Linked DNA regions of Homo sapiens: regions 1 and 3 are each linked to region 2. The links are chromatin contacts, found by Hi-C or POLR2A ChIA-PET in ENCODE. All regions are on one chromosome and are shown on one strand. Each heading gives the region's core, a stretch centred on a gene start or an enhancer-like site at or near the end of the contact. The rest is flanking DNA. Distances are from core to core; before and after follow the strand shown.

Region 1 (2,959 bases), core at 51-2,550, 240 kb after region 2:
TCTCCACTGCCCCAGCTGTGCCCAGCATTGCGGGAAGCAGGCGGCCCCTGCGCAGGTTCATGAAGCTCACTTACTGCTAGATTCTCCAGGTAGGAGTTTCAGAAATCCCTTTACTGTTTAAAACCATTCCAGTTGGGTTCTCCAGTTTTGGTTGGCTTTGTTTTTCAGCATGGAGGAGCTGCAGCTGACACAGGTGAGCAGCAGCTCTGTGGCTGGGTCAGTATCAGGGGTGAGAGTTGCCAGTGGCCAGCAAGTGGGGAATGGTGAGGGCTAGAGAGGCTGGAAATGGCATTTCTCCGAAGAACCGAGAGCCCTCCTGGGAGGCTTAGACTTTAATTCTCTCTGGACACACTTGAGCAGATGACGTTCCAAAGGTGCCACACCAGTACGTCCCTCCCATCTGCTTTCTGGTGATAGGACCTGACACTGTCCCACCAAGAGGTGGGGTCTGCTTGGTTTCCCATCTCTTGAATCTGAGCGGGTCTGCAATTCTGGCAAAAGTGATACTAGGTGACTTTCGAGGCTAAGTCATAAAAAAGGATGACTTCCACTTGCTGCTCCAGGGAACTCTCATGCTCAGAGCCCGGCCACCAGGCTGTGAGGAAGCCCAGGTGGCCACCAGGCAGGCCACGTGGAGGCGTTCCCACCCCAGCCCACCGAGATCCAGCCAGCAGCCAGCGCCACTCCAGATATGTGAAGGAAGAGCCTTCCATGATGCCAGGCCCCACCCTCGGATCCCCCAGCTAGCATCCCAGACCTGGTGGCCACAGGCCCCCACCACGTGGTCCCGATCCCTGGCCTCAGAAGGTCTGAGAATGATGGAAGGGATGGTGGCTCCAGGACTAAGCTTTGCAGTGACCCGTGCAGCTAAGTTAAGTGGAACCCTCCAACCCCCAAACGCCGAGATTCTCCACGCCAGAGGCCCGGTGGGTGGGTGAGGGGCCTGCCAAGCCTGGGAGATTTATTTGCAGGATTTTCCCCACGGACTCATAACTGAAATCGCAGAAGGCCTTGCGGTTTAGAGGCCCTGTCTCATGCCCCAAATTGCATTTTCCCGGAAAGGGCTCAGGGCGACTGAGGTCCCCACCGCCGCTGCGGAGCAGGCTAGGGACTGGGGCAGGTCCCGGCACAGGGGAGGGGGGCGGGGGCGCTGCCAAGGTCTCACAGCTGAAGAGGGAAGCCAGCCGGGGCCTACGGAAAGCTGGAAAATGCGCTCAGGCCGGGCCGTGCTCATGGCTGGGATCACAGCGCCACCCTGTGGCCGACGCTCTCCTTCGGCTCGCAACAGTCTGGAGAAATTGAATTGCATTCTTCATGGAGAAACACAGACCGAAAAAGATCTTCCAGCCCAGCAGCAAGAAAACCACCACTGACTTTTAGAAGTCGAGTGCAAACAGAACAGAAAGGTAGTGAACGCCACCTCCCCCTGACTCCTCTCTTTCTCTGGAAATCTGCCCCAGGAGGTTTTGTGTTTCTTTCATACATTGTTTTTGCACAGAAAAAGTCTCTCTCATGCACACATGAGACTCCTGAGACCACCTCACTCCTGCCCTGCACACTTTGTGCACACTCCTGGATCAGCGATGCCCTTCTGTCTCCTGGCACACGCAGGCCACAGCCAGAGGCCACCCCCACCCCACTGGCAAGTTGGCGTCTGCAGGCAGAGTTCACGGGTCACTCAATCCCAGGCCTGGGCCCAGCAGGGGCCTGAGTGGTCCTTGCCCACAAGGCGGACAGCCTTGAGGACCCAGGAGCCAGGACCATGCTGCCGGGGCCTGATCCCCAGCCTTGCGTAACTTCTGGCAACTTCTTGCTCTCTGCATGCCCGTTTCCTTGTCTGTAAAATGATAGGATTCAATGAAGACACAGCTGGTTCAAGAGATCTGTTGTACAACGTGGTGACTCTAGTTAGTGACAGTGTACACCTGCTTGAACATTGCTACATAGGATCTTAAGTGTTCTTATGGAATGAGACCACCACTTCTCCTGTTGTCCTTCCCAGCTTCCCCACCTCCCCTTTTCCCTAGTTTATAAGACAGTAGAAAAGGGAGAAAGCAAAAAGTTGGAAAGAAACAGAAGTAAGATAAATAGCTAGACGACCTTGGCGCCGCCACCTGGCCCTGGTGGTTAAAACAATAATAATAATATTAACCCCTGACCAAAACTACTGGTGTTATCTGTAAATTCCAGACATTGTATGAGAAAGCACTGCAAAACTTTTTGTTCTGTTAGCTGATGTATGTAGCCCCTAGTCACGTTCCTCACACTTACTTGATCTATCATGACCCTTTCACGTGGACCCCTTAGAGTTGTAAGCCCTTAAAAGGGCTAGGAATTTCTTTTTCGGGGAGCTCAGCTCTTAAGACTTGAGTCTGCCGATGCTACCAGCCGAATAAAAACCTCTTCCTTCTCTTCCTTCTTTAATCCGGGTCTGAGGAGTTTTGTCTGCGGCTCATCCTGCTACATTTCTTGGTTCCCTGACCGGGAAGCGAGGTGATTACTGGATGGTCGAGTCAGCCCCTTAGGCAGCTTAGGCCTGCCCTGTGGAGCATCCCTGCGGGGGACTCCGGCCAGCTCGAGCGACGTGGATCCTGAGAGCGTTCCCGGGTAGGCACTTGCCCCTGTGGAACGCCTCATCAGAGCAGTGTATGGCAGGCCCCCATGGAGGATCAACGCAGTGGCTGAACACCAGGAAGGAACTGGCACTTTAAGTCTGGACATCTGAAACTTGGTAAGACTGGTCTTTGGAACTTGCCCCACTCCATTTGAGTGGAAGCGTGGCCTGATCACCCATGGTGTGCCTGTACTGGCATTTTGGTTTTTGTTTTTGACTTGACTTGAATTGCTTGATACTTTGGTTTTGGTTTTGACCTGGCTTGGATTTCTGGATGCTCTGATTTTGGTTTTGATTCTGTTTGGTGTAAACTGAAAAAGTGTGTTTGTGCCCTTTTAACCCGTT
Region 2 (2,855 bases), core at 47-2,546:
GCACCAGGAGAGAAGCTGGGGATGTCAGGCTTCTTCCAAATGCCCTGCCCTGATGTGTGGCTTCCCCCGGAGCAGGTGCAGCCTTTCAGGCATGAAAGGGACCTCCCCACAACCCCCACCCCAAGGCTTCATCTGAGTCCAGTTCACAAGAAAGTGGTGACTGCAGTGGTTGACGTGGAAGGCAAAGGCCTGGAGAATATGCAGCCGGGGGCCTGGGTGAGCCATCCATGCTCGGGGATAACAGAGGTCTGACAGCAAATAGAATCAGCAACCGGTGTCAGCTTTGTACCCACTCCTGGGAGATACTTGTGAATGTTTGGGGAGACATTTTTGGTTATCACAACTACCCCTCTTATGGATAGAGTCAGGGATGCTGCTCAACATCCTACAATGCCCAGGACAACCCCCACAAAGAGAGCTAGCTGACCCCAAACCTCAGCAATGCTGAGAATCCCTGCACTATTCCACCCGGGTTGGTTACTCACAACACAAACATTCACATTTTGAAAAGTGGCTCTGAATTAGTCACCATCCAGATGGAACCTGCCAAGTAAGCTTGGAATCCACTCACAGACCTATGAAAGGACTTCCCTGAACACCCCTATCATAGTTTAGCTGAAGAGAGGAAGGGAAAGTGGAGAAAGGGAACAAGGGAGCCACCCCCTCCTCTGAGCCCTGCAAGAAGCCTGTGGAGTCGAACATCACTTCAGCTGCCTGGTGCACACTTCCACCTGCCTTCACCAGCAGTGTGCTGATTCCCATCAAACAGGAGCAGTGAAATGGCCACTGCCTCCCACTGGAGGTGGCCTGGGGCTTTGTAGAGAAAGCTTTCAGGGCCGCTCAGTCACTGAGTCCCAGAAATCCTCTGATCCAGAAAGGGCTGTGGGTCTTATCCACAGAGGACAGAGACAGGCCCCACAGGAGAGGAATGAGCCCAAGTCAGCCAGGTCATGGTAGGTGGGGACTCAAGTCTCCTGGGTGGTGGGTGAGCCTCCTTCCCAGCTACTCCGCTGTGGGCGAGGACCAGGGTCTAACCGGGTGGGGCACAGGCATCACCAGCAGCCTTGCCATCCTTTCCGGGATGGTGGTCTAGATGAGGCTGGGAACCATGTGCTCTGCATTGTGCAAGCTGTGGGCAAGAAATCAGACCCACAGAGCACGACTGCTCACAGAAAAAGTATGGTTCCTTCTGCTCCTTCTACATGAATTAGGAGAGGACTGCATTTGAAAAGAGGTTGGACAAGGCCTATCAGAGGCTGTAGGGGAGGTTTGGGCTTTCATTTAGTTATCTGCAGGTTTGTTCATTCTGAGTCACTCAGCATCACTGTGGAATAAAGCCAGAGGTGCAATGCACGGGGCAGGCATTCCATGCCCCCTTGTGAATGCCAGGACAGTTTCACAAGCATTGCTGAGCACCTATTGTGTACAAGGGCTACAGTGGGCCCTTGGGAAACAAAGATGAGGAAGGGGGCAGAGCTGGAGAAGTGCACAACCTCACTGGAGACAGTGCAGGGGCAGAACCAAGGCCATGGGCACCGCGCCCTCAATGCAGGGGCAGGGGCCTAGGGAAGGGGTCAAGGCCGTAGACCACCCAAGTCCAAGAGCATGTGTTTGTGGTGGGAGGTGCTGCTCAGGCCAGAGTAGCAACCTTGAGGGAGACTCATTCATTCTTCCAGCTTCCTGGGACACTCTTCCAGTTCTCAGGCTTCCATCAACACTTTGCAAATGCTGCATCTGGCCCCATGTGCACATATCTGTGGTGCTTGTGTGGGGGCGGGTTCCTGCCTACGCAGCTCTGTCAGCTTTGGGAGAGATGGAGGTGCTCCCCAGGACCCCCACACCTGGGCGATGGTCTCCCTTCCTAAAGGGGATCAGTGAGCGGCCACAGCGCTCTCCTTCAGTCACTCAGATGGCCACTGTTGAGCATTGCCTATGGCAGGGTACGTAAGGCAGGGCCTTGTTTCTAATGGGCCGAGAAGATCATCTTGACAGTAGGGCGCTGGCAGAGGAAGAATCAGCCTGGGGTTCTCCCTTTTCAGACCCATCATGCCCATTCTCACATTGAGGATGAGGGGCACTGATAGAGGGGCATGGTGCGGAGGGAGGGTTCTGCCAATCATGGAGCATTCTATGATGTCATCTTCATCTGTACGGTGGTCTCAGGGGTCTGTATCCTCGTGATCCCCATGTCCCAGATGGAAGGCCAAGGCTCAAAGAGGTTAGGAAATAAATTGTCCCAGGTCACACAGCTGGTACAAATCTCAGCTTTGCTCCAGCTCCGCCCGAATCCCAGATTGGTGGTCTCAACTGCTACACACTCCACTCCACACACGCACCTTCTGGCATAGTTAGCTTTGCTGGCCGCTAGTTTGCAAAGGAAATGGAGGTGTGGCCTTCCCAGTTTTCCAGGTGTGAGGTTCTGGGACTGAGAAGGCCTTGCCCGCCCTCTCCACTGCCCTTGATTGGGATTCTTGGTCCCCACCACTCAGCTGGGTAGAATCAATCAGATTATATTTTGAGCTTGGGAAGATGAAACTCAGGTCTTCTCTCTGGAGGGGAAGGTGATTGGTCCCAGAAAGGGAAGGCAGCCCGTGTGTCTGGAGGGCCCCTGCACTGCCAGTGTGTAGCAGACACCATCACAAGCTCTCCCTTTGAAGCCCCACCACAGCCCTCAAGGGGGATATGGGTTTTAACCTTCCCACTCTACAGATGGGGAAACAGAGGCTCAGAGAACCAGTACTTTGCCTGATGGCAGAGCTGGTCCACAACAGGCCAGAGTCAGAGTTCAGGTACGAGTAGCTCCCCAGGAGGCCAAACACCCAAAACACACCCGTCTGGAGAGTGGCCTCTTGAGG
Region 3 (2,974 bases), core at 52-2,551, 200 kb before region 2:
CCACAGCCTTGCAGCTCTGGGGACCTAAAGGAAGAAACATCAGGTGTGTCTCGCGGGGCTGCAGACATGAAGACGGGGATGGAATTCAGGTGATAGTACTGGTTCCACTCATCCGCGCCTCCTTCAAATGCCTCCTTCTGGCACTCTGCATTTCAGCATTCTCTTTGGGCTGCGGAGGCTCCCTAGAAGCCACGTCCCCTGAAAGGAATATAGGAAGGACCTCTTGTTCCTGGCACCACCTTTAACTCCTGCCCCTGCCCACCAGGACACCTGGGCAAGACGCAGCGCAATGGTGGGTTACCAGGCAGGAGGGAGGGCTCTAGGAAGGTTGGGAGCCATGGAACTCTGGAGCTTAACCTTCTCTGACCACCAGTGTACCAGCCTGCGGGTGGCAGGACTGGGGCCTCTGCCTAGTGTTGAAACGGGGGCGCACAGATGCTTTTCTAAATAACTTTTGACCCCCTTTCTGGTAAATCTTTTTTTCAGAGTTGATTCTCTATGAAATCTACACTGCAAACACCACCTCCTCCGCTCCTAGAACGCAGACTGTCTTACCACCGCCCTAGTTTCCTTCCAATTCCAACTGGGGCGGGCCCGCCATGGGCCAACAACAGGCTGGCTCAGGGCTGAGGGGGTCTCTGGAGTCTGAACTCCGCGCCCGCTTGCTCCTCCAGGGCTTAGCTGGTCAGGACTTGAACATTCGCCGGATCCATAAATTGGGTCATTTTTAACCTCAAAACCGAACCGCAGCCTGGGGAGGCCTTTAGGACCGAGGGGAGCCATCCCTTCCTCTAGTCGGGCAGCAAATTCCTGTCCTCCTAGTCCCCCGCAGCTATCCCCCGCCCCCAGCCTCTGTGGCCCTCACATTGTCAGACACTGGCCGCGGGCCACCATCTGGACGCGATCCCCCGCTAGGGCCTCCCTGGTCTGGGCCAAAGTTGGTGGCCACCTTCGCGCGGGCTGCGCCCTCCTTCTCTTCCCTGCCCTCCTCCCCCGGGGCCCGCGCCCGCTGCCTCCAGCACGCGCGTCGGCAGGCTCGGCAAGCGAAGAGGAGCGGCTCGCCCCAGGGCGCCCCTCGCCCAGCCTGCCGGCCAGGCGAGCGCGACGAGAGTCTCCCCGCACCCCTTCCTCTCCCGGGGGCCGAGAGGGTTGGGCTCCGCCCCGGCGCCGCAGCTCCCGACTCCCCGCCGCTCGGGCTGCCGCCGCTGCCCCGCGCCCGGCGCTCGGGGCAGCCGGGGGCGCAGGCGGAGAGCGCAGGGCGGGGAGAGGCGTGGGGAGCAGAGCGGCGCTGAGGGGAGGGCAGAGGAGGAGAGAGCCTGGCAGCGGAGGAGCAGAGGCGGGCGCCGCACCGCCCCGCACGCTCGCTCGCTCGGGAGAGTCGCGGGCGGCCGCTTGGGCGCACTTGCCGGGTCACCTTGTCCCGGAGGTAAGTCCAGACCTCCCGGCCGCGGGGGCGGGCGGAGGGGCCCGCAGTGGGCGGGGTCGCGGCAGGGGCCGCGAGCTGGCGGCGGGAGCTGGAGGCTGCCCTGCGCTGGCGGGTGTCCTAGTCCTGGCTCCGCCTCGGAGCGCGCAGACCCGGCGGCGGCGTGGCGCCCGCGGTAAGTCCGGGTGGTCGCCGCGACGAGACTTGGGAGACACGGGGTCGCAGGGCGGGAGGGGGAGCTGAGCCGGCAGAGAAAATGCCCAGGAAGGGGTCGATGCTGGCCTGGGCTGCACCTTGGTGCCTTGCCACCCCGGGAGACGCGAAGGGGCTGCTGTGCGAATTCGATGGGAGCTGGTGAGACCGAGAACTGAGAGCGTAGCGGAGCCAGGCTGCCCAGCAGGGCCATGAGGGCGCGCGGCGGGCCAAGGCTCTGCGGGTTCGGGCTGCCCCTCGGAGTGACCCGAAGGAGACCAGCCAGGGCTGGTGAGCCGGGCGGCCACGGAGCTGGGGACCTAGGTCTGTTTGGGAGTAGGAAGGGAAACAGACTAATTCTCCGAGCGGAGCGGCAGGCAAGGTGCAAGCGCGCTTGGGATGGGGAATCCCGACGGGCGACCGTGGCGGAAGCAGAGACTCCTGGAGCCTCTTTCCTCTAGCCAGGACAAGACCTGCCTTCAAAAGCTGTCTGGCCCCTGGCAGCCGCGACAGCCTGCAGCCCTGGGAGCCACAGCCCTGGCGCCGAGATGGGAGCGAGCACATACGCTTTTTTGGTTCCAATTTGAATCTCGCTTTTTCCTAGTCGTGATTTCTGCCTCTTCATGTGCACTCTCTGGGCAGTGAGGAGGAAGGAATGGCTCACTGGATGAGTTGGGCACTTTTCTTAGGGAAGGGGCTTTGTCCCTATGCGCTTTTTGCAAGACCCTACTAGAGTGGCTCTGGCAGCCGAGCTTTGAGGAGGCGGCCAGAGGGGCCGCTTGGCGTTTCTGAAAGACGAGAGGAAGGGGTCTTCTGGTAGTCCTGTTTTCCTTTGGGGGTTTCGTTGCACGCAGAGGCTTGGGCGCTTGGCACCCAGACTTCAGGTGCGCACAGTCCTCCTGCGACGTCAGATGCGCTGGCGCCGCGGCGCTCCTGGCTCGGACCGATGCCTGCGCCTTCCCTGGCCACGTCCTGGTGTTTAGTGCAGCAGACACCGGCCGAAGGCTTGGCTGATTGGGGGTGTCGAGGGGAGGGGGGCTGGGCGTTACACAGTGGCTCCGTTTTCTGGTTGGAATCAGTTGGTGAGGCGTGCGCGCGCGAGTCCGTGTATCTGTCCGTCTCCCTCCTACAGCCCAGCGTGTTTGGTCTGAGTCCAAAGAAGGAGGTGGTGTGTGTGCTGCGTAGACCTGCGCCTGTGGGGTGAGCAGCCTCATAGCCCCCAGAGCCGGCCAACTTCTCCGTGCTAGGCTGCGACCTCAAGGGCTGCCGCGTCGGGGATCGGAAGTGGTCTTCAAAGAGGGGTCTAGGTCGCGAAATCCTGGCAGCAGCCGAAGTGAAAAGGAGCTGCTAGGAGGCGGG

What was found. A loop is a pair of places that touch in the nucleus more often than their neighbours do. ChIA-PET counts read pairs that join two places held with the same protein, here RNA polymerase II (POLR2A). Pooled maps may share reads with other maps.
Region 1: a map with no recorded cell type shows a loop between it and region 2 (5-fold over the local background). The contact joins the promoter of LINC02967 here to the enhancer-like site in region 2. A Hi-C loop is called at or near these places in 1 of 168 maps with a recorded cell type or tissue (CD8-positive, alpha-beta T cell), 2 of 37 single-sample maps with no recorded cell type and 1 of 50 pooled maps. POLR2A ChIA-PET finds 5 or more read pairs at or near these places in 1 of 52 experiments (activated CD8-positive, alpha-beta memory T cell).
Region 3: a pooled map shows a loop between it and region 2 (10-fold over the local background). The contact joins the promoter of SYNDIG1 here to the enhancer-like site in region 2. A Hi-C loop is called at or near these places in 1 of 50 pooled maps. POLR2A ChIA-PET finds 5 or more read pairs at or near these places in 2 of 52 experiments (activated T-cell and naive thymus-derived CD8-positive, alpha-beta T cell).

What each region holds. Positions count from the first base shown.
Region 1 is chr20:24,917,264-24,920,222 of GRCh38, forward strand. It overlaps LINC02967 (long intergenic non-protein coding RNA 2967), which reads left to right and starts at 1,301. Exons shown (of 3, transcript XR_001754563.2): 1 at 1,301-2,731. RefSeq lists enhancers at 902-971, 1,238-1,871 and a silencer at 1,122-1,181.
Region 2 is chr20:24,672,520-24,675,374 of GRCh38, forward strand. No RefSeq gene overlaps it. Among named protein-coding and RNA genes, the nearest start is that of SYNDIG1, 200 kb to the left of the region's middle. Within about 2 kb of position 1,297, at least 4 of the 41 ENCODE cell types and tissues checked have a DNase peak (open chromatin) inside an H3K27ac peak, as active enhancers do.
Region 3 is chr20:24,468,328-24,471,301 of GRCh38, forward strand. It overlaps SYNDIG1 (synapse differentiation inducing 1), which reads left to right and starts at 1,302. Exons shown (of 4, transcript NM_024893.3): 1 at 1,302-1,426.